Linked DNA regions of Homo sapiens: all the other regions are linked to region 3. Evidence: chromatin loops called from intact Hi-C (ENCODE). Cell type or tissue: mammary epithelial cell. All regions are shown on one strand. Each heading gives the region's core, and the rest is flanking DNA. Links, peaks and the distances in the headings are about the cores only.

Region 1 (10,789 bases), core at 2,038-7,037, 68 kb before region 3:
GCCCATCCAGAAAGCACCGGATCATATTTTCCATTCTGTATGCATTTTGCTATCTGCCTTGTTTATGTGAACATTAAAATAAATAAAACCTTACAATCTAAACTTTGCTTTTACTAAATAAATGAACACAGCAGTTATTAATTGAATTCAGTCAGCTTTCAAATAGAATCATTACTTTATTACAGTATAAACACAGTGGAAAGAAATCAGACACCCTAGCACAGTGCATGTTTTGCTAGGAATTTAACAAATATGTTGGCCTCAATGTGAACAAGTTATATATTTTTTTCAGACTTGAGGCTTGTTAACTCTTTCAGGCCACTTGCTGCTAGGCAACCAATACCCTGCTGGCTTGAGTCCATGGTTTTAAAAATTATCAGTTTCCTGCCAGACTGACTTGAGGACTTTTGAAAAAGTAAATTTTGAATGCATGCTGCGCTTTTTAGGCAAATCTTTATTAAATGTCTTCTCTGGCAAAGATAGTACTAGAAATATACTGAGAAGTGGGAGAAAGGGTGGCCCCTTCCTTCCAAGATTTTATAATCTTTTGATATCAAGCACACACACACACACACACACACACACACACACACACACACACACACAGCTAAGGCAGTTCACAACAATGGACCAGGGTGAATGCTGTGGACTGCAGTTGCTCTAGAGTAATACAGGGAAAGGATGTCTTATCTGTGGACTCATGCAGCCAACAAAGGAGCTGTGGAAAAAATAGAGGAGTTTGAACTGGACTAAGTAGAAATGGGGGTATATTTTAGGCACAAGGGACAGGGATTCAGGATGCTGTCAAAGTGAGGCAAATAGTTGTTGAGGGCCTCTTATTTGCTAAGTGCTAGGGACAGAGTGAGGAATGAGCCAGGCATCATCTGGCCTTTAATGGAGCTTTTTAGTATGAACACAATTATTTTCATTCTTTTTTACTGGCTAACTTATGTGCAAATTTCTGTAAGTAAGTTGAGAACCCATTTGAACTGCTCAAATAAAAAAAGGAGATTATATTGGAAGAGTCCATGATTACAGCCTGCCCCTAGATCTTGTGGTAGGATTCAACAACTGAAAGTTTGAGAACCCAAGATTACTTGTTTCATCATCTTGGGTCATATAAACTTTTGTTGCTGCTTCAAAGACCACTTCAAGCTTATCTCTTCTCCACACTAAACACACACACACAGAGAGACACACACACACACACACACACACACACACAGAGTTTTCCTCTTCTGCTTTCACACACTTGTAGTCACATCAGCTTCCACTTTAAAACTACTTCCTAGTTTGAGGATCCAACAGAGATTGACTTGAATTCCTGTGTCCTGATGCCAAAGTCACCCAGCTTTGGTCAGTTGTCCATTCTTATCCAATCAGTGATGCCTATTTGGGCAAGTTGTATGACTTTGAGAAGAGAACAAGAGAAATAAATGATTGTCATTTCAAGTACAGTCAGTCATTGTTGAGAGAAAGAGCAAATCCCAAGCAGGGGCTTAATATCTGACCTGAACACATGTGTTTGGTAAACAGTAGTGAGACTTGTATCACTGAAAACCAGGCTTTCCATGGAGGGGCATGGTGAGAATGAAAACTGGAAAGATATGGTGGGTCTATATTTTAGGACGTCATTTTAAGTGTGGAAAAGGGAAGTCTTCATGTCTCATTGATATTGAGGCACATTCTGACTGGCTAAGTTGCAGAGAAACTGTAGACAAAATTCTTGTCATCAGTGAGGAGGTGTGGGACTGGAGTGAGCATTTTCTAAGATTGTTTCCCAGCCTATAGTTATTTGGTTTGAGGCTCCTGCAGATTCCTTTCTGAGAGGAACTTTGTTTATTACTCTTTTGCTGTAGGGATTATGCTGCCCTCTGGGGATTGGGAGATTCCTGGGATGTGAGGGCACCCCTGGGTGGGGTCTTTTTCTTTCTGAGAGCACCGCGATAACATCTTCCTGCAAGAGGAGTGTGTCCCTCAAAGGCCGAAATGGAAAAGATTCAAAAATCTCTAACTCTCACCTCTCTAGATATAATGCAATACACATATAGAATATACATGCCCTTTTTCTTGGAGAAAATTTCCAAAAATAAGATATATATTTTTGTGTAATGCCTATTGCTTACTTTAAAATATTTAAATTATTTAATTTTAAAATTTATAAATTATGTATTTATTAAAATTTAATATATAAATTAAAATATTTGCTCAGTCTGGAGGATTCAGGAAAGCACACAAATTTGGCATATTACAAAGTACATGTAACCCTAAACATCCAAAGAAGATCAAATTGGTATTTTATTGTATTCTTTTTCAATGTTTTATGCATGTATGTTATACAAAATAAAATGATTACAATACTATACATACAGTTTTGTATCCATTTTGTCTTAGTGAACATTTCTCCATGTCATTAAATATTCCTGGTAGCTATATAGTTTTACTGTAATATATTTTAATATTTACTAATTTAGGGGAATTTAATTGTCCTAAATAATTATTCCGATAAATAGCTTTATATGTAAATATTTGATCACATCTTTATTTCTTTAGTCCAGCTTTCAAGGCTTGAAATTATTAGGGAAAATGATGTGAAATTTTAAGGTCTTGTTATATAGTTCCAATTTATATAGACCCCCAGTCTATGGTAGCGGCTGACTACCTCATCCTTGCTGGTACTAAGTAATAGCATGGCTTGTAGTTTATATCAGCTTGGTAGGTGGAACGCTTCTCCATGGTAAAGACCATGGCATTTTCTCCTTTAATGGTGTTCAGCACATATCAGGCACACTATGCAAGTTTGTTAAATAAATCATAGTCAAAGGAGAAGGTGGTAAGATCTATTACGAAGACATGTTTTTTTGTTCTAAGTCTGTGGGGAATTCAAGAAGAAATTAGTTTAAGCTTGTGTAGGAGGATGCAGTAGAGAGGTGGGATTGAGAAGCGAAGGGCCAGTGAACAATGATACTGTTAAATGCATTGAAACTTCAAATAAGCAAATGGGGCCAAGGAGAGAAACTTGTTAAAAATGAAGTGTGGTCTATTTCATGGAGCACAGCATAGGTGACTGCAGAGTAGATCATGGATTGTTTCAATGTAAAAACCAGTGGGTTGAACCCTAGAGCCCAGTTGGATGGGTCTATGGATGGGTCTATGGAGCACAGTTGGATGGGCCTCCGACTAAGTGTGAACTGTGCAGGGAGATTAGGTTGTAACAATAAAAGTTACAGTTCTACATTCATTTATTCATTCTTTCATTCATCCATTTAACACATTGTTTTTGAATTTGGCCTGTTTCTGTAGTGACGATGGAGCTATGAAGATAGTACTAGAGCTTTCATTTGGGTGGTTTGTTCAAATGCGTTAGGTCGGTTGGTGCAAGGTTTGTACTCTGGCCCTAAATAAATCATCTTGGCTTTCTAAGAGGTGACTGAATAAGACTCACTTACTCTGCTCTGGCCATATAGGCTTAGTTGTTGTATTTTTGTTTTTGTTTTTCTTTCTTGAGACTGAGTCTTGCTTTGTCGCCCAGGCTGGAGTGCAGTGGCGTGATCTCAGCTCACTACAACCTCTGCCTCCCGGATTCAAGCAATTCTTTCTGCCTCAGCCTCCCAAGTAGCTGGGATTACAGGAGCCCGCCACACCACACCCTACTAATTTTTGTATTTTCAGTAGAAGTGGGGTTTTGCCACGTTGGCCAGGTTGGTCTTGAACTCCTGATCTCAAGGGATGTGCCCACCTCGGCCTCCCAAAGTGCTGGGATTACAGGTGTGAGCCACCGTGCCCAGCCCCTTGTTTTAAAAATATACTAGGCATGCTCCTACATTAGAGCCTTTGCACTGGTTGTTTGTTCAACATGGAATGGGCTTTTCTTAGATGTCTATTGGACCAAATCCTTCATCTCATTCAAGTCTTTGCTTATCGCTCACAATGTCAATGAGGCCCACATTGATCATCCTATTTAATACCACAACCTACCTCCCACTCTGGCACTCCTTGTTCTCCTTATTCTGCTCACATTTTTCTTTTTTCATCAAATTATACCATACTTTTAATTATGCTACATAATTTACTTATATGTTATGCTGATTGCATACTGTCTGTTTTCTCCCACTTCATGAAAGCAAGAATCTTTGTTTGGGTCATGCTGTGTCACTGAACCCTAAAGGAGTGTCTTAAACACAGTAGTGCATTATTATATTTTTGTGGAATGAATAACTCATCATGTGCTTGGCAGGCAACATTAAAGAGGATCTTCAGATTTTTCAGAAGAGCAAGGGAGAACTCCCCTCACCTGCTGAGCTGTTGGCTGTGGACTCCAGATCAAAGTCTGAGGAACCACTCACCTCCATTTCTTGGCAGTGGAGAGTGAGATCAACAAGAGAGATAGGAGAAAATCATGGGGAGACTTTGAGTTTAGAGGGTCCTGGGCAGCTCTCTCACAATAACAGTAAGGTAGGGAAGCATCTCAGAGCTCTTTATGCAAAGGCCCTCATCCAAAAATCGAGACCAGATTTCCATGACCATTGCTGTTGCTGTTCTTACTACATCTGAGCTCTTCCATGCCCTCTTTTCCCTTTGATCAGTGGTGTCAGAAAGCAGATGCATACTAACATTTACCAATTGTAGGACATGTCCCACAACGAAGCTCATTCTGCCTTCAACACCAGAGCAAGAGGGAATTATGGGAAGAATATTCACCAGGGTAGACTTTTGGGGAAGTGATGCTGAAGCCTCAGTATTAAAAACTTGGAGCAGTGGGGGATGTGGATGGGCTTTCTGAAAAAGTTTTGAATTTATTAGTGAACCTGTTACTCATCCCTTTTGGGGTGTGGGTAATGGAGTGGAGGGAGAGCCACAGCTGCTTTGTGCTGAGTCATACGCTTGTGTTTGTACTTTGCCTTGCATAGAGGAATCCAAGGTTGCTTCACAATGACTTGGTTAAAATTAGCACTGTCAGAGAGCTCCGTAAAGAGTCTTGTGAAAAGTCTTCCAAAATAAATCAACCTTCCTGTTGGGGTTGAGTCATCCCCTTCTTTCTTCAACTGGAAATGATTTTAATGGGAAGGTAAGCCAGTAAGATCTTTTTGGTTGCCGATTTTGAAGGTATCATTGTGATAACACAGGGTGGTAAGGCAGAAAGTGTCAGACAGTGGTAGGGGGTCAAATGTTGGCTGTGGCGTAACTTGCTGTGTGACCTTGCATGAGTATCATAACTTTTCAGAGTTTCAAGTGTCCCAAAAGTAAAAAGTGGGGCTACCAACATCTGCTTTGCCGAGAGACAATAGATGTGTAATTAAGTGGAGCAATGTATATGAAGCATACTTCTTGGCACATAAAGTCCCTCAACAAATGGGAACAGAAATGATATTGATCACTGCTTTCCACATATTCTTCAAACTAACATGTCTCAAAGCAAGCTTATCACTCTCTGCCCTGCTGTTTTCATTGAGACCTGCTGCTACTTGAATTCATTGTAGCTCTCAGGAAACCATCATTCACCCAGGCATATTGATATATTGATGGCTGATCACTTCTCAATTACCACTACCAGGACTTTAATTCTGCCCTTCACCACTTCATACATAGAATATTTTACCAGGTTTTTTTTTTTTTTTTTAACTTTCCCCCTACCTCAAACACCTGGGAGTTCACCTACTAGGGTGGTCCCTTGGTTAGGATGTCCCTTACGGTTTCCTTCCTATTCTGCTTACTGTGTGGCAGTTGAGTGAGCATAGCATACTACTGTATGTCATTCAGGGTTATGGACTCAGTTACTCAATTCTGCACCCCAACCCCTTGACACAGGGAAGCACAGTATAGGTGCTCTATAAAGACTGGCTAGAATTGAAGTATATGGGAAGCTGTGACCAAGACGTCCTAAAGGCATATTAAATAGTGGTTGTCACCATCTAAAATTACCTTATTTATTTCATTATTTGCATATCTATATGTCCTTGCTGCCTTCATTATTGTCCATTTTACTCCTGTATCATGTCACAAGAGGTAGATGTCCAGACAGCTCATCATTCCTCAAGTCATACCTCTAAGAGAGCAGGAACTGTATCTTTCCTATTCATGGTTATGTCTCCAGACCAGAGCCTGGTGCTTCTAGTGGCCATCTTTTCCAACTGTGGGAAAAACCTGTCTGACAATAGAGCCAACACAGAGAAAAGCAAAGCTGAGAGATGGAGAAAAAAGGCAGAGTGCTGCTGATATTGTTCAAACCATAAGATCCTGGCATGCCTGAAGTGAACATACCCCCTTGGACATCCCATATGTGAGCCAATAAATTCCCATCATTGCTAAAGCTAATTTGAGTGGGGTTTCTGCCATTTGCAATAAAAAGCAAACTGACTAATACATCCTCTCCTCAGTACCTCATAAAGCTTCATGAAAATCAAAAGGAACTTTCCATTTGCAACAAGTTATTCATTCTAGTATCAAAGTTTCAACATGGTTATCCTTTCCTGCCTTACTCAATTCAGGAATGCACCAATAATGATGCCACTAGAGAGAGATTTCCTTGGTAATGGGCTGAAGAGCACCTGATGTGGTGGTAAGGGTTGCTCCTTTAAATAAAGGAATAAGCATTTGAGCTAACACATGGATGATGAGAAGCAGCCATACATATGCTTATCTAGAGGAAAAGCATTCTAAGTAGAGGAAACAGCAAGCACAGAGGCCCAGAGACAGGAAAGAAGAAGCTGATTGTTGGTTTAAGAACTCCACAGAAGGTTCATGTGGCTGGATCTTTGTGAAAGAGGAGGAGACATATAGGAATGGAGAAGAAGCCAAGGGCCATGTGCACTTTTCAGGAGAATGCATGAATTCAAGATTGTCTGACTTGGGACAGGAGTCAAATGGGCGGCAACAAGGGCAGCAAAGAAGGCCTGCATTCATTCAGTGAAAATGCAGGGTGGCTTGCCTGGCACTGTTTCACGCAGTGTAGCTGTACAAGATGGTGTCTGCAGGGTTGTACCAGCAAATCAATTGCTGTACTACCAACCTAGAAAAGTCAGTGAATCATCCTTATATTTTGATCATATAGTTAAATATATTCCGTTTGATCCTTTAGTAAGTTAGTGGAGCTGAAAATAAATGGATTAGGTTGGAGAAATAAGTTAACCTCTCACATTCATCAGAGCTTAATTTAGTGATTGCCTCCTTATTGCCCTAGATGGGCCAGTAGTATGACCCATCTCACTGTGAGTACCTTACTCTGAGAATTTTGCTCAGTTTCCAAAAGGCAGCACCATAGATATGAACACACAATGTTAATAAGCTGGTATTATGAAGCACATCATACTGCAAAAATTCTGATGGTTTCATAGAATGTGAATATAGTAGATAGAAATGTATTTTTATTTCAAAGTCCTGGGACATTATGCTTGCAAAATACCTTGAAATCGTGTTTATTCTCTAGCATTCATAGCATCCCTAAATCATTAATATGCACATGTTCCAAATAAGGAAACTGTCTGTCATATAGGAATATTTTGTAATGCAATTTAATTCATCTCATTTCAACAAATATATATGGACTGTTTGATGTGGATTTATGGTGTTGAAAGTAGACTGCTTTTTGTAAGGAGAATGAATGGATGCAGGCTAGAGATGAAGCGGGGCATCTTACAAAGAAATGTTTCTAGTACCATGGGTTAAGTGAAATTCTACCATGAACTACGAAAGTGACAGTGGAAATGAGGAATAGGCAAATACAGATATTTAAAAGCAAAACCATCAGGGCTTGGTGACAGATTAGAGGTGAAGAAATAGAGAAGGACAGGAATCAAGTATATGTCTATGAAGTCAACTGGAAATATTGTGGTGTTCTTGATAGAAGTGGGAATTCTTGAGGAACTCTAGTTTGGGAAGATGATGTCTAGTGGACAATTGGAAGGCAGGCCTAGAGCTGAGCAGCAAATTAAGTCCTGAAGATGGACATTTTTAGATCACCCCCCTAAAGATGATGACTAAAGCTATGGAAATGGATAAGCTCATCCAGTAGGTCAATGTAGAGAGAGACTCCCCACAGATTGAGGCGTGCAGAGCCCTATGCAGGCCACCTTGACATAACTCACCATACCTTTCCCCATGAGTGTGATTGGCACCCTTGGGGCCATTTTGATTTCGGATATAAGCCTTGTGCTATAGAATAGGAAAATTTATGAAGACATTCAAATTCTGCCATTGAAAGCCAGTGTGGTATCTGGATAATGGACATGTTATTTTGAGAAAAAACATTGCTTACACTCAGGATATTAGTTAGAAATCCCCAATTTAGTTTCATTTTTTTTGTGTGAGAAAATATGGCAGTGGAAACATTTTCAGAAATGGGAAGTCATTTCTTAGAGAGATTTATTTGGAGCATAGCCAGTAGCAAAATCAGCTATTGACACCTTAAGCTACAGACTTAAGATGAAAAACAATGATAGAGAGGTCGTTTTTTTTGTTGTTGTTGTTTTGTTGTTTTTTTTTTTTTTTTTGAGTTCCATAAGGAGAACATGATTAGCCTATTCTTCTGATTGTTTTATGTTTGCGAGTTCTGTCTCCTCAGTTAATTTTCATCTTTTCTGAAGCATGGGTTCTACCTCATAATTTTTGGATCTCCCTGCAGTGCCTAGCACAGTGCAGAACTAGTGTATCACACACTCAGATATCTCTTGTGGAAAAAAATACATCACAACAAGTAGAATTACAAGGTTAGATTCAAAGGTCCTTGAAATGCAGTCAAGTCTGTTCTCACGCCTCTGTGCAGGATAGCAATCAAGCTGCCCCATAATATTGACTGTCTTCTTGTAAATCACAAGATATGTTTCTTAGGCTGAGGCAAAAAGGACAAGTAGAGAAACCATAGTTTCATGGGCTCTTTACAGCTGGAAGTCAGAAATACCACGAAAGTTGGAAGTAATAGTGACAGGAAAGGGTACATGTAGGACTCACACTAAGGAACTTGGTAGCATTTCTTATAATACCTATTCAATCAACATTGTCAGTAACACGGTCAGGGCTACATTGGAGTAAGAATTAATACTATTAAAAGAAATAATAAATATGCAAATAACCTGAAAAATATCCGTAGTATTTACCACCTGAATTCACACAGTGAAATGAAGCCTTTACACACTTTGGAGTTCACATTGCACAACTTCTGCATGGTGGTAGTGATGAGTGCATGAATGTTCTAACCCAATTCGTTTTCTATGACCTCTTAATTCCCTCTAGGAACTTTTGTGAAAAAAATGTCATGCTCAGTAGAGATTGCTTTTGATGTAAGTAATACTTAGTGGTTTGGTAGGTAAATATTAGCTAATTTTTGAGTGCTAACTATGTACCTGGCACCAGACTGAGACTTTTACATAGATTATTTTATTTAATGCTGATAATGGCCCTCTGAAGTAGGTTTTATCATTTGTATTTTTATAGATAAGAAAGTAAAGGCTTAGAGAGGCCATGTAATTTGTCTGAGGGTATACATGAAGTAAGTGGCAGAGCTAGTGGTCAGCTAAACCTAAAATCCATGCTCTTAAGAGAACTAGGCTAAACTGCTTACATAATATATTAACTACATTAAAATTGATACCAGTTCTTTTGTGCATAGTTGGCCGAGTTCATAGAGACTTGCCAAGAACTGTTGAAACCTTTATCTACAGAGATAAGGTAGACAGTAGAGAAGACCAGGAGCACTTGGACCATATTTCCCAGCAGTTACTCTCACCTCGCTCGTCCAGTCCTTTCTCTATCATTACAACATTGAACACTAGTAATACAACTCTGTGGCAGAGTTGATAGCACATCAGTTATCCCCATTTACCTTCTGTGTGATAGCATTTCATGGTATTATATGAAATTATCTAAAGGATGATATGATTTGATGTTGCTAAAGTGAAGAAAACCACCAAAGGTAGACTTGTTCTCATTTAAGAAAAAGCCTCCATAGGTTAACTTGAATAATCTTCAGCTTGTCTTGTGGGACCATGTCAAATTAATTTCAGCTGATGCTGTATAGGAAGGAACAACCTTTATCATCATCATTATCATAAATTCATACCAGTCATTATTCCATTCATAGTATATGCCAGGTGAGTTATGTTCATTATTTTAATCAATCTTACGAAAAAAACTCTCTAAAAACAGGGATTTTTATGCTGACTTCATAAAAGAGGAAATAGATACTCTGAGAGATTGACAGTCCCATGATCATATAGCTAATTAGTGACAGTCATATGATTTAAATGAGTTATGCTTGACTTCAAACCTGTTTTTTCTATTACTATTATTATTTAACTATGATCACAAAATAATTTAAACATACAGTGTTGGTGCAGAAATATTACCTACTCTCACTTGCCTGCTGACAAGATAAACAAATGTCATTTGGCCTACTTTGCCTCAAATCTACTCTCCCCTCTTCTTAATTTTTAAAAAATTTTTATTTTGAAATAACTATAAATTCACAGAAGATTGCAAACAAATACACAGAAAAGTCCTATACAACATTCCCCAGCCTCCTCCAGTATTAGCATATAACATAATTATAGTACAATATCAAAACCATTGGTAAAATCTTTAGAGCTTTCCCAGATTTCACCAGTTAAACATGAGCCCCTTTGTGTTTTTCTGTGTGTTGTTTTATGTAATTTTATCATATGTGTTGTCTCATGTAACCACCGTGACAGTTAACATACTCCACTATACAGAAGACTGTTCTGTGCTACTCCTTTACAGCCATATTCATCTCCTCTCTCTTCTCCCTAATCCCTGGCAACTAAGTTGTCCTACATAT
Region 2 (10,789 bases), core at 2,817-7,816, 220 kb before region 3:
TGTTTTTCTTTCCTTGTTCATTTTTTCATTCACTCAGGTGACATTCATTGAGTGCCTAATAAGTGCCCAGCACTGCTTTTATCTCCATGATACAGCATTATCCTCAAACATTTATATTCTAGTGAGGGAGACAGACAGTAAACAAATAGACCTATATTATATTATCATGTAATTGCCATAATGCCATAATGCTATGAAGAAAAATGAAACAGGTGTAGTAATTTCCTAGGATGGCCATAACAAATTACCACAAATTGGATGGCTTAAAATAATGGAAATTTTTTCGTTCATGGTACTGGAGATTAGAAATCTGAAATCAAGGCATCATTAGGGCCATCTTCCCTCTCAAAGCTCTCAGGAATCCTTTCTTGACTTTTCCTAGATTCTGGTAGTTACTGGTAATCCTTTATGTTTTTTCACTTTTGTCTGCATCACTCTAATCCCTGTCTCTGTCTTCACATGGGCTTCTCTGTGTGTGCCTGTACGTCCTCCTCTCGTCTTACAAGGACTCCAGTCATTGGATATAGAGCCCACTTTAATGCAGCATGACCTCATTTAATTTGATTACCTCTGAAAAGACCCTCTATTTTCTAAATAAGATCACATTCTGATGTTCTACGTGGACATGAAGTTTGGGTGGAGGGAGGCATTAATAAACTCACTGCAGATGGGGAAAGAGAAGGGATAATTATGGTTGGTCTTTAGATAGAATGGTTAGGAAAGGCCTTTCTGAAGAGGGGACATTTGAGGAGAGAACTGAGAGAAGTGGAGCCAGCCATGCGGATATCTGAGGGAACAGCACTCTAGACAGAGGAAAGGCTAAATGCAGTGGCTGTCAATCTGAAGTGTGCTTGTTGTGCTAGAAGAGAAACAGAGATCAGCACAGCTAGAGTGCGGTGTGAAGGCATGGAGTAGAGTGGTAGGGAATGAGGTCAGAGGAATAACCAGAGATCAGATCATACAGGACCTTAAAGATCGGGGGAAGCAATCTGGGTATTATTTCAAAGGCAGAAAGAAACCACTGGAAACTTTTGAGCAGGAGATTGATGTAACCTGACTTCAATTTGAAAATGATCACTGTAGTTGTTGTGTGGACAACAGTCAGTCACAGAGCAAGGGTAGTGTCCTAGGAGCAAATTTGGAGATTATTATAGAAATCTAGGCAAAAGATGATGGTGTCTTGAAGTAGTGTAGTCATAGTAGAGGTGATGAAAAGTAGTCAGATTAGTTACATCATTTGAAAATAGAGATGAAAGGATTTAGTGCAACACATAAGAGAGAGAGAGAGAGAGGAATTAAGAATGGCTCCAAGGTTTCTGGTCTGAGCACACTCAGTGGCGTTACTTACTGAGTTGGAGAAAACTGCAAAGCGAGAGGGTTTGCAGGAAAAAATCAAGACTTCAGTTTCAGATGAGTAAAGAGTGAGATGCAAATTAGAATGCAGATGCAGGTGGCAAATAGGTAATTGGATATACAGGATTGGAGTACAAGGGAAAGACTGGGATGGAGAATATAAATCTGGAAGCCATCCATAGAGATATGAGACTGGATGAGATCATAACGAAGTGTAGATGGAAAAGTGATAAAGTCTGAGCATTCTGTTTTGGGTTACTCTAACATTAAAAGGTCAGGTGTTAAGAAGAAGCCAACATAGAGATGAGAAGGAGTGGCTGATGGGTATAGATATAAAATTAAGAGAGTGAGATATCCTAGAAACCAAGAAAATATTTCAGGGGTGAAGGAGTAATCAACTCTATGAATGCTGCAGAGAGTTGTACAATATAAAGGTAAAAATTTTCTCCTAGATATCACAACAGGGAGGTTGGTGATCTTGGTTAGAGTATTTTTAGTAGTGTAGTGGGGATGAAAGATTGCTTGGCAGGGCGTGGGGGGCATTTCAAAAGAGAATGGGAGGAAACGAATTGGAGCAGTAAGCATGGATGGACAACTTTTTCAAAGAGTTGTTTTCTAAAGTGGAAGGGAAGGATAAGGTGGTGGCTGGAGGAGGGAGAATGCGTAGTCAAGGAATAGGTTTATATTTTTTAAAGATGGGAGTTATTGTAATGTGATGAGGATGATGCAGTGGTATAGACATGAGAGGGAGTAATTACAGGGGCAAAGTCTTTGAATAATTAAGAAAGGATGGGAGACTGTATTGTACAGATGCTGGGTAAATGTGGTAGTGGGAGGATGTAGAATGTCTTTTCTAATTGCTTCTATTTCCTCACTGAAATCAGAAGCTTGGACATCAGTTGAGACAAAGGAAGAGGGAAGGATAATTAAAAAAGGGAAATTATGAAATAACTATCCAAGAGAATAGATGGCAGACAGCACCGATGGCCCACACTTGGGGTATGAGGCCTTCAGTTTAAATGAGAACAGACAGCATGGTTGTGTGTTTTTCTAGCCAAAATAAGCTGCTTGGGAGCAGGCATGAAGTCATCAAAGGGTTGGACTTAACTCAAATTTGGGTTTTGCCAAAGATACGTGACAGAGGAAGACAGGAGCCTGGGAATTGAGGATGTATACAAACCTCTTCTTGGATTCATCTTCTTCAGCCTCATTAATGTCTCCTCCTTACCTTTTTGTGCCTTCTCTTATTTTATAACATGACAGATAATACTTCTACACAAGTATTGAATGTGGAGTATGTTCCACTTGTTACAAACAGGTATGGAAGAGAGAGTGAGGAAATGACACAGTCCCAGAAGAAGCACATGTATGTTACCAAGAGAGATTGGCATGGAAGAATAAAAATTTTTGCCTAAATGTCACAGCAAGGAGGTTGGTGATCTTGGTTAGAGTATTTTTAGTAGTGTAGTGAGGATGAAAGATTTCTTGGCAGGGCATGGGGGCCTTGTAGAATATTTAATATTAAGAAACTTTATAACATGTATTTTGGGGAAAAACTCACTGTGGTTCTACTTTGTGTGTGTGCGTGTGTGTGTGTGTGTGTGGTAATATTTTCTCTATTTTGGTCAATGTAAAAACCTGATCATTTGATGATGATGATGATGATGATGATGGTGATGATGACGGTGATGTTGATAGAAGCAACTAACATTTGCTGAGTACTTACCATGAAGAAGGCACTTCACTAAGTGCCTTCATTTGATTCAGTAATTTATTTAATCCTCATGACAGTCATAAGAATTCAGAACCATTACTCCCATTTTCAGATAAGGTTAGGTAATTTATCCAGTGTATGACTAACAACATTCAAAATTAGATTTTGAACCCAGAACATTATGATTCCATAGTCCACACTCTTAACCACTCCTGCATTGCCTTTCAGTGCCAAAGACTTTACATGTTAAAGTTGGTACACTTGTCCATCTCCCTATCCCTTCAGTAGAACTGTCCCAATGTCCAGTCTCTTTGCTAAGTGATTGTGTTAGTTGCTAGTTGGGGCAAAGGTGTGGGTGAAGTTCAGCCCCAAATTCTTCATCATTTTTGTGCTCATATAGGGATTCTGAAAGAAGCTAGAGGGAGGATGGTGTTTGTCCTGCAAAGCTGTTCCAGAGACTTGTGTTCTGGGCTCATAATATATATTCTGAAGACAAAGCCTTTGGGGCCATTCCTCTTCTTCCTTCATCTCTCAGACCTAGTTTTATCTTCTGTTTTTTCTTGATCCATGGATATTAGGCAACTGTCTTGTTCTCCATATTGTGATCCCGTCTCTTGCCCCTGCCCTCTCTATAAGCTCTCACCTTTGTCTGAGACCTGCTCCTGGCTCCCACTTCATCAGGCTTGGCGTGACAAATTGCCTTCTTATCATACTTAATGCCAGCCTGTAAAATAGGGTATGCTTTCTGCTCACATGCTGTCATCATCTCCTATATCCATCTAGATCCAGGAGGCCTATTTCATCAACATAAAATCCACAGAAGCAACACACGCTGCGAATCGGTGCTCCATGTCAGAGCTGATGAGGATGGATTGGTGAATTCTGTAGATCACATCTGTCCTAAGCAGCAAATTAGCTATGCTTGAATTCAGCTACTACATTTTGCCTGCTGTGAACTTGCTTTACTCTTCTATGAAATGTATTTTGTAGCAGTGCAGAAGAAATACACAAGATTGATTAGAGTTGGCACGATTTGTGCATACTTCTGCAGTTATTATTGTAGTAGCTGCTTTAAAAGACTAAAAAGATTCTTTCACCAATTTTGTTCCTCTGTAAAGTTTCATTTAAACGTTAGCGGGTATATTTATGTGTAAATCGGATCAGCTTCCAATGATAGTTCCTTATTGTTAGCGTTTTGATGTTCTGTTTGCCTGAGCAGATTGATTTGCCATTATGAGAGAACGTTTGAACTGAAAAAGTCCTCTGAACTTTGTTCACTAATCTTATCAAAGAAAATAGAAGCAGAGGATGTAGACAGAAACCTGCAAATTAAATTTACTTTTCCAATTCAAATGTATTTGATCTGCATTTGTTATGGAACTGGGACAGTAGTTGCTTCTTGATTGTGCAATAGCACTGAAGTTTAGAATATTTTTCAAAGTCTTAACAAATTCAGTGGGGGAAAATCAGCAATGTTAACTGAAAATAGCATCTACCCTTTTGTATTAAGTTAGTACAGCATGTAGATCATGTCATTGTCCTTGTACTCCCATCTATCAGGCTTAGTGAGCACTGTGCAATGGTACCATAAATGGCTGGACCATCTCTGCTATGAGGTGACAGATTGTTTAGGGCAAGCCGCTGGCAACAGAAGTGTTAGCATGCTTGATTTGCAGCGAAGTGAGGGCCCAGTATCTTCTGCTTGATTCACATGGATGGGTTATTTCACATAGCTTTACTCAGATTTGGAGAACTGTGCTAATGGCCTGAGCAGTTTGCTTCCTTCTTCCCTCCCCATCACTTTCTCTCTCTCTCATTTAAATCATTCCGAATTTCTGACTCAAGTAGGCATATGAATCAGAATCACTGTGGAAACTAAACAAACAAACAAACAAAAATCCACCACAAGCTTAAGCTCTGGCTCTGGAGATGTTGCTTGAATAGCTCAAGTAGGTGTAAGACAGTAGAAAAGTGGAGGACAAATGGACTTTGGTCTGACTCCTGATTCCATCACTTGCTAGTCGTGTGCCCTTGGGCAATCATTTATTTTCTCCTAGCCTCATCACTTTTTTTTCATTTTTCAAATGGGTAACACGATAGCCCTGCTTTCATTAGGTTATGGGAGGAGTGAATGAGAAAATGCAAAGTGACTAGTAATCACTAAAAAATATACTTAGTATTTGAGTGCTTCCTATGATTCACTCTTATGTGGCAATCAGGCTTCTGCATTTTAAGTTTACACATTATCTGCAGGTCAATCCCCACTGAGAATCACTACACTTAAAAGATTCTTAAAAGCTAAGTATATGAAGCACTTGTTTCAAGTCTGTGTTCAGGGGCTGGTTCCAATTTTATGCTATGGTGCCACCTCATAAAAGTATATATGTATGTGTGTAGCTACTGGATATTTATGCTGTGCCTGGCACCGTGCTAGGTGCTGAGGACCCAGAGATCATGAATCATTGTCCCTAACCCTAAGAATGAAATTGCCTAATACCACATTCTACTCTGTAATAAAGTGGCACAGTATTGCAAATAGAGTATAACAAAAATTCCCTGTGACATTCAAAGGCGAATTTTATTTCAAACAAACCTAAGCTTCTCCAAACAGAATTGTCTTAGAAACTAATCAATAACAAACACTTCACTGGTAATCTTTATTTTAGTTATCTTCCATTGGCTTTTCAAATAGCGATACATTTTATTAAAGCTTAACTGGCATTTATTGAATGCTACCAAGGGGTCTGATGGCAAGTGGAGTTTACTAGAAAGCAGTGACATCAATACTGAATCAATGCACTTGAACGGAAGCTGTGCCCTAAGTGCCATTCAGCATCACACTGTCCCATTCTTTTGCAGAACACTGAATTGATCCCCAAAACAGTGCAGGTGCAGTGATACAGGACAAACAGCCCTGCGGTTCCCCAAAACCCACCTCTTCAAATCTGAAGAGAACATTCTTTCTTTTCTTTGTCATCAAATAAACACACCTGTACTAGGTGCTGGTTTCTCCCTGGACCGTAGTGTAGTGGGAGATAGACTGAAATACCTCCTCTTATACTTCTGGGCAAACCTCAGATACATAATTTGTGCATGGGCCAAATGGCCCTCAAGATATTGGGTTCCCTAATAGAGCTACCAAAAGATCAGAGAATCATAAGGTAAGGCACTGAGAAAAAATGAAACTTTCCTTCTTTCCCAACGTCAAGGTGATAGCCAGATTCCAGCCTCAGTTGAGCGATTTTTTTTTCAGTTTTCCAGTGTTTAGTTGTGTGCATTATTATAACTCAGAAACATTATGGTAGTATAGCGTTGCATTTTTTCAGATTTCTATTTAGTATTCTTATTTCACTGGTCAATGAAATGACAGAAGAGAAAATATCAGCTCATTAAAATTAAAAAGACACCACCCACTAATGTTGATTGCTTTAAAGCAAATTAATCTCTATACATGCAGAAGGTGCTATGGTTCCCTGTTTTGTGTGTGTGTGTGTTTGTTTTTTTTACCTTTTTAGATCTGGTGAATGCGAAAACCAGATACTCTTGAAAGTAAGTAAGTATCCAAATAAGTGCAAATTGCACTTCCATACCAGTGTATTTACTCCAGTGATTGCATGGATTTTATTTGACCATGTGATAATTAGAGCACATTCAAATCACAAATTCCCATTTTACACTTTTTGAGTTTTTTTAAACCAGAATGCACTAATGGCCTACAGAGTACTTCAGTGTTAGGTGATCAGAGAAACCATTTATATGATGTTCTTGCTAATGGGGAACTTTAAATGTGGGGAAGGCTATCGTCATGCATGGAGGCTCTAAATGGCCAGAAAAGGGAACCAGTATAATCATCAGAGAGCAGTTTTACATGTGGGTGAGTTGAATGATTGTTATAGATTCAAGCTATATAAATGAAGGTACTTTAAGAAATACAAAAAATTAGCCGGGCGCGGTGGCGGGCGCCTGTAGTCCCAGCTACTCGGGAGGCTGAGGCAGGAGAATGGCGTGAACCCGGGAAGCGGAGCTTGCAGTGAGCCGAGATTGCGCCACTGCAGTCCGCAGTCCGGCCTGGGCGACAGAGCGAGACTCCGTCTCAAAAAAAAAAAAAAAAAAAAAGAAATACACATACACAGACACACATACACACAATTTGCTATTGGTTTGGTATGGACAAATTAATGTACAGATAATATACAGGTTTAAAAATTAAAATACCCATTCTGCACTAATGGCAAATGGGAAAATAGACGGGAAAAGAGAGGCAGGTTTAGCCTGTGGACAAGTTGAGAGCCTTCTTTTTCTCCTCCATTTCTTTTTATTTCAGTTCCTTCTTTCATCTGTGCCTAAGCCCACTCTGAGCCAGGTGAAGAGAATGGACTCATAAAAATGTTGACTCTGAGGTGTGGACAAGGCAAGTGTTACCTTTCCCACAATAGGCTTATAAGGATTTTGAGAGGGATATATGGAGACAGCCATTCTTATTGGATGGAACAATATCCTGATGGTGACATTTTAAGCATTAGCAGGTAATTGCCTCTTCTGTGTATGAGGAAAGCTCTCCCTGGACAAAGATCAGTTGCCAATGTGTGTTTAGATGAAACTGAGAATAGTCCCCACTGAGCCACCAGTGGGATCGGGTAGTGCCTGTTGTGAGGAGACCACTGGCCAGACAAGTTGGGGACAAAGGAACAGAGGAGTGGAGAAAAGCAGAATGGGAAGATAGAGTCTGGGTAATGGGAGAGAATAGGGCGGGGATGAATCCCTGGGTTCAAATCCTGGACTACTACTTAACTAACGATCATTTTGTAGCTTAATACCTAGTCAGGAAGTGAGTTGTTAATCAAGTTATTCATATGTTCACCAAATAGCTATTGAACTTACTATATTACAAACATGGTAGGTGCTATGAGGAAAAAGTACATGTCACGAGAGACCTGATCTAGTCTGGGGCATCAGCGAACTTCACTGATGGAGCTTCACATTCTGAGACAGTGAAACTCGAGTTGAGGTATAAACAAGGAATATGAAAAATGAAGAGTTATTTAGACAAGGGTATGTGAAGGGAAAATTCCTGAAGGAAGGAAGAGCAGGCTTAAGATTCCTAAGGCATAACAAGAGAATACAGTATGTTCTAATGCACTGCATGAAAGCCAGCATGTCTGGAGCACAGCACATAAAAGTGGAGAAAGCTGAGGCTGAGGAGTTGAGAAGGGGGCGGAGACTTCCAGGTCTACCTGTCCATGGTAAAGCACTTGAACATTAGTGTAAGGACAATGGGAAGCCATTGGCAGGTTTTATGGAAGATGGTGTTTTAAATAGATGTTTCTGGAAGTGTAAGGTGGACAATGGATTAAAGTAGACACCACACTGAAGGCATGGTGACTATTTAGGCAGCTGTTAGCAGCAGTCTGGACAAGGTATGATGGTTTCTTGGACTAAGGTAGAATCAAGGAGAAAAATGAATGGATTGTGTGACCTTGAACAAGTAGCTTCACCTCTCTGAGCCTAATTAAGCTTATTTTCTTTCAGGTTTGGCCTAACATATCTAATGAATACACTGGGTTTTGCCTCTCAGATTATCTGCTGCGCATAACCTCCCTTATACGTGTTAACTATTCAAAAAAAAGTTTTATGTCCACACTTGATTTATGAATGAAACATAGAACTAGCTTGGAGTCTTTAGAATTTATTCAGAATTGTATTAAATTACTTCCTTTAGGCTGCTGGTCTGGATGAGTTATACATTTTTGTAATAAAAATTGGCTTTCAAATGAATAAAAGAACACTGACATGCCACCACACATGTTATTCCTCTCATCCTAAAGTACTGAACAAAAGGACCAATAGAAGACTCCCCAGCATTCAGCAGTAATTAAATACAGATACACTTATTTAGGAAACTGGTAACAGGAAAGAGAAATTTAGCGCCAGCTATCTGAGAAAAGACAGCCCAAGGACTACATTTTGTTCTGAGAGTTACAAACACTTCCAAACAGAATTAAAAAGAAAGTGCCTTTCAGGGCTATAACATCTTTCCATACAACTTTGAAACTTGGCAAACATTTCTTGCCAGCTCATCACACTAAACCCTGTAATAATTTTGCACGGTGTCCAATTGTGATAGGAAACTAGTAGCTCTGTGAGTGAAGATTTCTATTCTGGGTATCCAAATAACATTCCCAGTGGAGAGGAGAAAAACACTGAAATTAGATGCCTATGTCTTTCAAATGGTTCAGTTCCATTTGATTGATACGTGTTGTGGTACATGTTCTCTGGGCAAGGGCTTGGGCTAGATATCTTCAAAGAAGGTAGTCATGGGGCTGTCCAATCACTTCCTTATCCCACTTGACTAAGCAAGAATCCTTTTGTCTAATAGGAAGGCTAAAGTTAGAAACCAGGGATCTGTAACACAAGAAAGAGAGATATAATTACCTTAACACCTTAAGAAAGGGAAAAGAGTGAGTGAAATAGGGGTGATTCAAAGGCTAATGTTTATTAAAATCTTCTGTACACCACCTACTTTAACCTCATTTTATCCTTTGGGCTTCATAACAGCTCTTATGATATTATTATTTTTATTATTATCCCTTACTCACAACTGAGAAAACTGGGGTTTCCTTAGTTGTGAAGCTTAAGCGACTTGTCCAAAGTCATTCCCTGCTCTATCTGATTTCAAAAGATATGCTCTTTGCACTGTACTGGGAAGCCTAAGCCAAGTGTTCGTGAGTTTTGTAGAGAAAAGTATAGAAAACTCAAATTACAAACCCCATGGGGAAATGGAGGGAGCAATGTGAGACACAGAAAAGGGGGGGGGGAAAAACAGCTCCAAACTAGAAAAAATAAAACAATACAATGAAACGTTGAGACGATTAACTAGATAAAGGAAGGATTAGAAATGCTAATGAGAGAAAGTATACGATGACAGGTAGATTTGAAAAGAAATAAATATAACTTCTAGAAAAAAATGATGATTGAAATTTTAAAAGGGAAGGTCAAAATAATATTTGAAGAAATCACGCAAAATGCAACACAGAAACATAAAAAGATACAAAAGAGGTTCAAGGACATGGAAGTAGAATGAGGAGGCCCAGTATAAATCTAAGAAATGTTCCAGAAGGAAAGAATCAAGAAAATCTTGAAAGTCAATATTCAAATAGATAACAGCTCCAAATTTTCTAGAATTGAAGAAAGACTTGGATACTCAGTTCAAAGGAGCCCATTAAATCCTAAGCAGAGTAACAAAAACAAATAAACCTAGACATATTGTAGTGAAACTGCAAAGCCCTGAAAAAGAAAATCTTAAAAGTCAGAGAGAAAAGAGATGACCTATTAGAAGATTGTAAGTTAGAAGACAGTGGACCTGATATCAGCAACAATAAAATTATCTTCCAATAGGTGAGAAAAAATAGTTATTAACGTAGAACTTTATATCCAGTTAAAGTCACTGTATTAGTCTTCTAAGGCTGTCATAACAAAATACCACATCTTGGGTGGCTTAAACAACAGAAATTTATTTTCTCATAGTTCTGGAGGCTAGAAGTCCAAGATCAAGGTGCCATCAGAGAGGGTGTCTGGTAAAGTCTCCCTTTCTGACTTGCAGAAGGCTTCCTATTGCTGTGTCTTCACATGGACTTTCTTCCGTGTGTGTGTGTGTGTGTGTGTGTGTGTGTGTAGAGAGAGAGAGAGAGATATTTCTGATTTCTGTTCTCTCTTCCTTTTCTT
Region 3 (10,789 bases), core at 1,949-6,948:
AGGAAAAATGGAGGTCTTGAGCTAACACATCCTGTGGTTGAATGCACTTTTCAGCATGACAGGTGCTCAGTGACATGGAAGAGTCATTGCTCTAATTACCCCATTTTTTTTTCTCTCTTTCTGATTAGGTAAGGATGTCTGATAATCTGTATGTTTTGCCATATTTTCTGTTTCATAGATTTTTTAAGTATTTTATTGTTGGAGTCACTAATATGTGTCTAATAATTTTGATTGGTAGTCCCATTGCTGTCTACATTGCTGTGGCCTTGGTGATCTCAGATTTGCTTTGATTTAAAATCATGTATCATTAATTATGTTCTGTTATCTTTCGGAAGAGTTAATTTAAAGGCAAACAGCATCATCATCAAATAATTGAGGGCTTGTTAACTGCTTCCAGCTTGAAGCCAGCAAACCTTGCGAATTACAGTGGCCTGCTGAGGGGGCAGATGCCTCTGTGGCATTGTCAAAACAGTTTCCTAGGCTGTCTCTGGTTGCTTTTCTGTCTTTGAATAAGGGAAAAAGTTTTTTGGAGACAGGGGTAGTCTTGAAAAGTAAAAAATACTGAAGAACCCAATAGCTATCTAATATATTGATGCTTTTACAAAGTTGTCTTACTTTATTTATTTATTTAATTTTTTTGAGATGGCGTCTCACTCTGTCGCCCAGGTTGGTGTGTAGTGGTGCCATCTTGGCTCACTGCAACCTTCGCCTCCTGGGTTCGAGCAATTCTCCTGTCTCAGCCTCCCGAGTAGCTGGGATTACAGGCGTGTGCCACCATGCCTGGCTAATTTTTGTATTTTTAGTAGAGATAGGGTTTTGCCATGTTGGCCAGTCTAGTCTCGAACTCATGACCTCAGGTGATCCACCTGCCTTGGCCTCCCAAAATGCTGAGATTACAGGCGTGAGCCACCACACCCGACAAAAGCTGTCTTACTTTAGACTTGTTGACAAACACACTGGAATCCTGGCTACATGATAGGCTTTTTCAATAACTTACTATGTGACTTTTAAGAAGTTGCTTCCCCTCCTGAGTTTTATTTTCCTTATGTTTTAAAACAAAGGAGTGGCATTAAATTATCTCTAAAGAAATTTTGTTTGAAATGACATAGAGGATTTCATCATAGTGTTTGTCACGTACTAAATATTTAGGTAGCTGTTTTCTGAGGCCAATGTTATGTCTATTGATACAACTTTTATAGAGTAAACCAAAACATTCTAAATATAGGAAAGATAAATGATTAACTTATTTAGCTTCAAATATATTTAAAGGATACATTGCATTGGAATTTTTTTATTCTATCAGAGATTAAGGTTTACTATAAGATTGGTTCTTTCTTTACCTCTAGTTTGAAATGGGAATACTGTATTTCTGTGAACATGAGTACGTTAGGCCAGGTCAGCAGGCTTAGACTCTGTTAAACTCTCTCCTCTTACCATGACTGCTCCCTGACTGTGTCCTTAACCTTGACAATGGCAGAACAGCACTGCTGCTGCTGAGAAACCAAACCTAGATGCAAGCTTGCCCACCTGATGGTTAGTCAATGGAAAAACATTTGCAATGGGAACTAGCTCTTTTATAAAAGTTGCTTATAACCATCATCCCACCACTAAAGTCACTTATTCTTATCACCTCTGTGTCTGAGTATGCCACCTGTCAGTGTCTGTGTGTCTGTGGATGTGTGGATTTGCACATGTGCACTTGTGTCCTCCTACTCTGCACTACTCCTGTGAGACTTCGGAGTCCTGAATGGGAGGGCTGTGTTTTCGAGGCTGGGGGCACTGCCTATATGGGCAAAATTTCCCCCCAAAGGCCTGTTCTTTGGCAGCTATTCTCATGGGGCTCAGCAGCCTTTCAAAAAGCATGGGGCTTCCAGATCCAGAAATAAACCAGGAGCCACTTTTACCACCTTATCTGTCTTGAAGAGTCAAGTTGAATTTCTGAAATCGGAGGAAGCTTTGTATAAATCTAATGTCTACCTAATCACTGGAATTTTTTGTCCACCTCCAAGACTGGATAAATCTATTTTTGGGTAGGGCAGCAGGAGTCACTGAATGAAAGGTGGACAAATGGTTCAGATGAACAGTGGCAAGAGTGGTTGTCAGAGGATAGAGGTCATGTGCAAGAAGGGAATGTACCAGATTGGGTAAAATGGCAGAAAACATTGCATTAAGCCAGGGAAAAAAGAAACCCATTCCCTTTTCCTATCTTAATGGGCTGGATTCTTTGCAGGTCTCCTTTTCCCTTCATAAAGCTGGTACCCCATGGACGCATTGCATCCTCATCACTTTCTTAGGGAATCAGAACAAAGCTACCCACCTATCTTACTGCTGGAGTCCTGTGGGAAGTCATCTTTCATTCTTTCTGCTGTCAACTGCACATACAGCCACCATCCTACTTGAGGGAGCCCTGGGAATAAGTGCATTTGATATAACAGTTTTAATTTTCCATCCAAAATATCTCAAATTAAAGAGATTTTATAAGCCAGCGTAATGTGTTGCCTATACAGTGCCACTTCTGGTTTAAAAAAATCAGTGTTTCTAGCTCTTTTGCCAACATAACATCAAGCTACTGTTGGTTGACTACTCTTTTTTTTTCTGTTTTGCTTGAATTGACTGACATTTGAGGTATTGAGGAGAGACAGCCTGAGACCCAAAGCTGACCCATTAACTCCCAGATGTTCACGATTTCCGAGGAAATGTTCTGTGCCTATGGTTACTGTTCTGATGACTCCTTGAACACTCTCATCTTGGCACCTTTTGCACTTGCTAAATTCAATTTGAAGAAAGAACAAAAGACAGGGAAAATTTTGTGGAAAGCAATTATCCTGCACTTTTATGACCTTCATGTTTTTCCCATCATGATGAATTTTGGGGTTAGCACTTGTATCAGTCAGCATGTAGCTTTCACTAGAATTTTGTTGTGTGTTACAGATAACCAGTCGTATCTAATTAAACAATAATGATGCCAGTACAAGGCATTTTCTGGGAATTAATGACCAGCTGGGAAAAGCTGATGGCTGGAGAGTCAGCCAAAGGCTATTAGCTTCAGTCCACTATTAATCTCCAGAAATGTCAATTTGTGACATCATTGTTGGTACTGAGCAATGAAAATGGAAGACAGTTTACTGTTATCTGTCACGTACTTCTGAATAACAAATTCCTTATGCATTGTCAAAAAGTCATTTTTTCTCTTTTATCCTCCAATTGTCCTTCAGTCTTATAATATGTTTTCTATACAGCAGTGGGTGAAAATGGAATTTCTCAGTTTCCATATAATCATGGGTGCTTCTTTTTTTAAAGAGTTCCAATTTGGGGAGTTTTATTTAAATATTTTGGATGGTAAAACTAGAATTTGTCTTCAGCTGTGATGCTGGAATTTGATGAGTGTCTATATTATCATAACTATCTGCTCATGGCAGGAAATGGTTACAAATGTTTTGAATAGCAGCTGTTGCTAGCAAAGATGTGCATTCAACAACGAGATTCTAAGAAGTTATAGTCGCATTCCTAGTAGATGAAGGGAACTCTCTACGGAAAAAGCTATCGTGGTGTGTCTATGTAATATTTTTGATTGCTGCTGCTGAATGCTAGAGGGAAATAGAGAACTGACTAAAATATCAGCATCACCATCTTGCATAATTTAATGAGTTATAAAGGAAGACAACAATCCCTCATAGAGTCAATCTATTAAGAACTTGTTCTAAACTCATAATACTAATTTAAAAGTTATGTTGGTTTTTATACTATTTTTTCCTTGACATGAAAGGAAATTCTTAAAGCCCCTTAAGATCCCAGCCAATGAGCTAGGAATGTTTTACCCAACACAGAAGCTTCATATCCCATCTAAATTCAGCCACCATTTGTTTATTTATTTATTTTTTTTTTTACAAACACCACGGCATTATTCACCCCACAAGAAATTTGCTAGTAGTATCAGTCCTCCTACATGCGTGTTAAGTGTATGCATTTCGGGTAGTAGAATGAGTCAGCTCGTCATTAATCAAAGCTTTGGAGGCACTGACTCACTTCTGGTGAAATGGAATGGCCTCATTGGGAAGGGTGTGAAAGAAAACAATTCATGCTGGGGTCAGTTCCCTGTTTCTGAAAATGCAGATCAAATTTGCACCTATTTTCATGGAAGGTTTTCAGAATAGAGAATGTAGCAGTGAACCCTATAAAGGCAAATATCTTGCTTTTGCAGGGAATAAAAATAATAGTGATACAAAAACACTAGTGATACACTTAGGAAGCATATAAAGAGCCTAGAAAGAAAAATGTGGACTGAGAGGATCCTGGTGTATACCTAAGGCCAAAATTATTAAACCAGGCCTGGCTCTTTTACAATCCAACAAGGTAGTCCTTTGACCAAGCGTTGTTTCGTAGGCTCTCAGCTGGAATCTCTTGTCTTCATTAAGGGGTTTTGAACATCTGAAGAATGTTTGCAACAGCTTCAGTTCTCTTTGGAAATCAAAAGAGTAAAGAGCAGTGACTGATTCTTCTGTCTGTCTCCGTGTATACTGCTTGGAAGTAAGGCCCTCACCAGGAGCAGACCAAGAAAAGAAACAGAAGCAAATTTACTGATAATTGGTGGATATTAGCCAGTTTAACCTATGAATACTTATATTGTACTCAATCTGAAACCTATAAGTTCTACATGGTGTTTATTTAGATACAACATGAGCATCCATATTAAAATACGTTTTTGCACTTTGGGTATGATTTAACACTGTTTTCATTGTACTAGCAACAGAGGTATATATAGTCGAGTAGCTATTTCCACGGCTTTAGTATTTTAAACTAAGCCCATTAAAATAAAATCGCCAAGCTATTAGATGTTTTTCTTTGAAACTTTTCTTAGGGCTGTTGTTTCTTTAGTCTTCCCTGGGAGTATATTTGATTTAAGACATTCGCTGCTTTTCTGAGGCTCTAACTTGAGTTCATTTTGTTATGTGGTGACCACAGTTCTGGATGACGCCCCCCCTGGCACACAGGAATACATTATGTTACGACAAGATTCCATCCAATCTGCGGAATTAAAGAAAAAAGAGTCCCCCTTTCGTGCTAAGTGTCACGAAATCTTCTGCTGCCCGCTGAAGCAAGTACACCACAAAGAGAACACAGAGCCGGAAGGTTTGTGCACGACAGACGCGTGTTTTGCTTGTTTTCTCTCATTCTTCTTTCTTTCTCTTTCTTTTGGATTGTGCATTGCCCTCTGGTGTGCTGTGTGTTGTTCAGGCCCTGCCATAGCTAGGAGGCCCCCTGGCTGGCTGGTGAAAGTGTTATACAGTCTCAGATGGGACGCTGTATAATATGGTCATCTCTGGCACAGCGCACAGCGTCACCCTGCTTTTCACAGCTGAAACATTTTCAGTTGCTGTCATTTTACTGCCCCATTTGGGCTGGCAAAGTTGCTTGCTTCTGTAGCCAACATCTGGCCAATTCTGTTCCCATCACCTTGCATTCCTGAAGCAGCAGTCAGCTGAGGAATGAAACTTCTAAAATGAAATAATGAGAAGATTGTTTCAAAAATTTTCAACTCTCCTTCACTCCATAAAGCTTTTGCATTGCACTTGAAGAATGCTCATGATCTACTTAGTTTGCTGAAGCAGGCCCAGATTACCTGTATAATGCACGCCCCGTTGCACTTTGCCATGGTAAAATGCATGCCTCAAGGAAACTATGAGTAGTTTGTTTTTTCTTTTCAGCTCAAGTACAGGTTTGGACAACTCTACTTGCTGTTACTTAAACTGAGGTTAATAAGGTACTCATTGCAATCCATATCACAAATATATCTTCAAAGTATTTCATCTGGCCAGAAATGGTATTTATTCATTGTTTCCAACATTTTTGCATCTATCAAAGAGAAATATTTTTCACATTACAAATAAAATGTGGTAAATTTATTGCCATCTGTTTACATTCCAGCTTCCAAAATAACTTCTGAGAATTATAATGTAAATGCTAATACTTGTTAAACAGCCCATTTTCCCCTCACATTAAATATCACTGAGGCAGTTTACCAATGAATAACATTTGGAAGTGACAAAATTCACCTGTTCTTTGGCAGTTGGTGTATACTTTTGCATTAGTGGTTTTTGTATAATTTCTAAAAGCGACCTTGTTTCTATTTCAAGTTGCCCTTTTGCATCATTATGGGAATCCTTATGATAATTGTCTTTCTGATATGGGAGAGACTGGCATGTGGGTTAAAATTCGGTGAGTAAATAAATTTCTCCAAATGCACTCTAGTCCGTAGTTTTGGAAGCAAAACTTCACAACTCAAAGTTTCCCCTTTTCTTCTTTCCAAATAGAGTTTAAGACAATCATTGGCAGAAAATGAGAAGCCTACATGTATCTGTGTTTAATTCAGCCATAGAATAGAGCACTCATATTTATATTCTACCCATACTTTTGGTGTCTAAACTATTCACGTTGAGTGTGACCACCGACTTCCACATATATTCATCTGGAGGTATAAATGGTGAACTTTTACAGTGAGTAAAAGCAATCATTTGGTTGTTTAGTGGAGAAGATAACTAACTTTATTTTGTACTTTAATGAAACAAAAAAATTTTAACCAGTGACAATTACTTTACTATATATACTACATTCCAATATTTTCTGCTTTCTTTACTCTAAAAATTATAAACACACACACACACACACACACACACACACAGTTTTTGTACTTGCAAATCAGCCTAAAAATCAAAATTTGGTTTCGTTAAGAAAAATAAGCCAGTTAAGAAGCAGCTGGTTAAATTCGCTCAAGCAATCAGTTACATAATTAAAATATTTTTAACAATATTTCAGATTTTAAAAAACAGTTAAGACCCCATTCCTTTTATTATTACATATAATTTTGACAGAATCTGTTATTTTCAAGTACCATCTGGAGTGTATTGTAAATACTGTTATGAATATTTTCAGATATAGAGAATTCTTAAGAGAATAGGTAGCAGTTAGACTCTCTTCTGCAAAGTTAGGTAGTTTTTGATCTGTCATTTAATCCACATATTGAGCTGTTGCCATTGTGTTTAATGGGGCTGCCATCCTTTCACTTGTGTACTGTGATGATGGGCATTGTCTTCTTTCAGATTGGAGATTTTCCTCAGTCTTGCCCTCCTTCCAGGTCCTCCTGCCACGATATCAAAGCTAATATTTCTGTCTTTATTCTTATGAATGATTTGTAACTAGTATTAAAGTCAGAGGTTTTCTGGGATGACATTTAAATACTATTTGCAATCTTACTGTACCCCCTCAAACAAGATCCCAGAATCTAATGATGAACTCAGACCTTAAAATGAAAACACTTGATCTCTACACAAGTTAACAGGATCCAGAAGGCTTTAGATGGGGGCGAAAGAAAACATGCTGTGGAGCTGATCTTGGATAAATAAGGAAACATTGCCAAGAACTTAACATGCTTACTTCATGTAGGATATCGAAGCTCATCATTTCCAGGAGGCGAAGTAACTATGGGTTTGGAAGGGTTCACTGGTCATTCTGGCAACCTGGAAGATTTTTGCAGGACTGTTTTTTAATTGCCGTAAGTTATAGTGTTCGGTTCCCTCTTAAGGTTGTTGTGACATTTTGTTATAATTAGTAGAAATAAAAGACCTCTTTTTTTTTTTTTAACAAATGGATAGTGTTTTGCATTTAAACTATGTCTATACCTTGAAACATTTTATTGTTACGTGAAACATTTTGAAGAGATACTCCCTGTCATGGCCTCCGTGCCAAAACATGAGACCTTAATTGACCTTGGCTGTGGATGCTCACCAATTCTACAGCAGGTGAAGGCAATGGACAGGGTGGTTAAACCATACATTGTTTGATCTATGCAATGCCCGTATGCTAGTATAACCTCTTCTAATGAGATTATTTTTTTATGCAATGTTAAAACCCCCAAATGAAAAATTAAAAAAAAATTTTTAAGCCTTTTGGGGAAATAAATGTTTGAATTGCGTAAGCTTTAGAAATGATTAATTAAACAGGTTTATGTGTATTGTGATACAGTTGGAATTACTAAATTGATAAAAATTACCCAACTCTTTTTTAATTAGTATAGATAAAGTCTTGCTGTTTCTTTTGTTTGGCAGTGGTTTATAAGGGCTGGGCTGTTTTCATAGTTTATGACCTCTTAAGATTTGCTACAGATAATTTAACATTGTTTATAGTCACCCATCTTTTTATAGATATTTTTGTCTTACGTCCAGGGCCCTCAGAATCCATATAAAATAATACACAAAGGGACTGAAATATCTCACTGGCTTTTCAGGATACACGAAGGCCAAATTACACTTTGCCAATACCAGGTTTCTATTTATGAATATCCAATTCCAAAAAAATTTTTAATCTGTTCCAAACATTTGCGATTTTCAGTGACATGATTATTTCTATAAAAACCACTTATGATATAATATTATGTGAGTGCTGGAATTTGGCTGAAGAAGTGCACACAAGTATCTGAGAGTCTAATTTGGCCCAGTACCAGCAATGTTCTTTGTTAAAAGAAAGCCACATGGAGAGTGGAGATCATTACCAAAATCTTTTTCTTACCGCTCCAGGAGCCTTTTGGCAAAAGAAAGTATAAGCTTCATAGCTTTATTCTTTTGTTCACTTTATCTTCCTATGGCATTTGTGCCAAAATGAAATCACTAATTTAGAGTAACTCCTGGAAGCCAATCTAATATTAGCATAGTTGTCATTTCCTAAATGCCACTCCTTGGACTTTTACTGATGTTCGAAGATTGTTAAAGAGAATCACACCAAGATAAATATGCTTGCAAGTAGATAGTGTTGGAAATCTACAGGGAAAAATAAATCATGGATTCCCAGTGTTTGCTTTTAGGGTTTAAAATTCTGATTACGATAGTAAATGTGAAGAAATTAATGCAACATAGGAAAGTACTACAGAGCTTGGTGATTTGTCACCATCTTTTTATCAGGCATTTGAGCTCTTTGCTATAGTCCTGTTTTCATGTGATTACACACACACACACACACACACACACACACGCACACGCACACACACACACATTCTGTCTTCCTTAGGGCATTCGTAACCTTTTTATTCAGAGAGCCATCCAACCATTGCGGCTTTGGTTGGAGAAGAGAATCTGTGCTGGAGATTGATGATAAAGTATGGCAGCTTCCACCAACCAAGAGAAAGCAAAATTACATGCTAAATGGTAAGGGGGTATATTTGTAACTACCATGTCTGTTACTCTGATAATGCGTTGGGTTATTCCAGAAAGAGCATACATCACCATGAATATCAGTCTTACCTTAATGATGGGAGAGGAAGAAGTCAGAGGAATGCTGAGGAACATGCTGAGGGAAATGTTTTTCATCTTCATGTTTTTTCAACATTGTTGTTTTCCTGTTGTGCCTTCCTCATCTTAATGCTAATTTTCCTTTCGAGAAAAATGTGTCAGCATTAATTTGAATTAATAGTTGAATAAAACTAAACTATGGTTATTAAATCATTTTGTCACTAAGCTAGAGTTGGGTAATAACCTCTGATGCTTGTCAGCTGAAAATATCTTGACTTTCAGGAAAGACATAACTAGGTTCCATGTCTGTCTCCTTTAGAATAATTGAGGGGACATTCCTATTCTGTTAGAAAAGCATGGGGCCTTGGTTTGCATTTCTTTAATTATCAGTGATAATGAGCTTTTTTTTTTCTAATGTGTTTGTTGGCTGCATGAATGTCTTCTTTTGAGAAGTGTCTGTTCATGTCCTTTGCCCACTTTTTAATGGGGTTGTTTAGTTTTTCCCTTGTAAATTTGTTTAAGTTCCTTTTAGGCTCTGGATATTAGACCTTTGCCAGATAGACAGATTGCAAACATTTTCTCCCATTTTATAGGCTGTTTGTTCACTCTGATGATAGTTTCTTTTGCTGTGCAGAAGCTCTTTAGTTTAATTAAATCCCATTTGTCAATTTTTGCTTTTGTTGCAATTGCTTTTGATGTTTTCATTATGGAATCTTTGCCCATGCCTATGTCCTGAATGGCATTGCCTAGATTTTCTTCTAGGGTTTTTGTAGTTTTGGGTTTTATATTTAAGTCTTTAATCCATCTTGAATTAAGTTTTGTATAAGGTACAAGGAAGAGGTCCAGTTCCAATTTTCTGCATATGGCTAGCCAGTTCACCCAGCACCATTTATTAAGTAGGGAATCCTTTCCCAACTCCTTGTTTTTGTCAAGTTTGTCAAAGATCAGATGGTTGTAGGTGTGCGGTCTTATTTCTGAGTTCTCTATTCTGTTCCATTGTTGTATGTGTCTGCTTTTGTACCAGTACCATGCTGTACCGTTACAGTATACTTTGAAGTCAGGTAGTGTGATGCCTCCAGCTTTGTTCTTTTTGCTTAGGATTGTCTTGGCTATGCAGGCTCTTTTTGGTCTCATATGAATTGTAAAATTGTTTTTTTCTAATTCTGTGAATAATGTAAATGGTAGTTTAACAGGAATAGCATTGAATCTATAAATTACTTTGGGCAGTATGGCCATTTTAAACATATTTATTTTTTCTATCCATGAGCATGGAATGTTTTTCCATTGGTTTGTGTCCTCTGATTTATTTTGAGCAGTGGTTTATAGTTCCCTTGAAGAGGTGTTTCACTTCCCTTGTTAGCTGTATTCCTAGGTATTTTATTCTCTTTGTAGCAATTGTGAATGGGAGTTCATTCATGATTTGGCTGTCTGCTTGTCTGTTGTTGGTGTGTAGGAATGCTCGTAATTTTTGCACATTGACTTTGGATCCTGAGACTTTGCTGAAGTTGCTT

Evidence for each region. A loop is a pair of places that touch in the nucleus more often than their neighbours do. Peaks named below come from ENCODE experiments on the same cell type or tissue, not always from the same donor. Only the 100,000 strongest peaks of a DNase experiment are listed, where the experiment ranks them.
Region 1: a loop joins it to region 3, with 4 times the contacts of the local background. A loop is called at or near these places in 3 of 110 quality-filtered maps.
Region 2: it touches region 3 in a loop (9-fold over the local background); 3 of 110 quality-filtered maps call a loop at or near these places.

Annotation. Positions count from the first base shown.
Region 1 is chrX:138,919,672-138,930,460 of GRCh38, reverse strand. It overlaps a transcript of FGF13 not described here. Among named protein-coding and RNA genes, the nearest start is that of FGF13-AS1, 210 kb to the right of the region's middle. RefSeq lists a cis regulatory region at 4,870-4,880 and an enhancer at 4,803-4,947. In mammary epithelial cell, for the core only: no CTCF peak of the experiment used is centred there; a DNase peak (open chromatin) is centred at 4,930.
Region 2 is chrX:139,072,227-139,083,015 of GRCh38, reverse strand. It overlaps a transcript of FGF13 not described here. Among named protein-coding and RNA genes, the nearest start is that of FGF13-AS1, 370 kb to the right of the region's middle. In mammary epithelial cell, for the core only: no CTCF peak of the experiment used is centred there; DNase peaks (open chromatin) are centred at 5,085 and 5,225; H3K27ac peaks cover 380 bases.
Region 3 is chrX:138,851,853-138,862,641 of GRCh38, reverse strand. It overlaps a transcript of FGF13 not described here. Among named protein-coding and RNA genes, the nearest start is that of FGF13-AS1, 150 kb to the right of the region's middle. In mammary epithelial cell, for the core only: no CTCF peak of the experiment used is centred there; DNase peaks (open chromatin) are centred at 3,981 and 5,641; H3K27ac peaks cover 475 bases.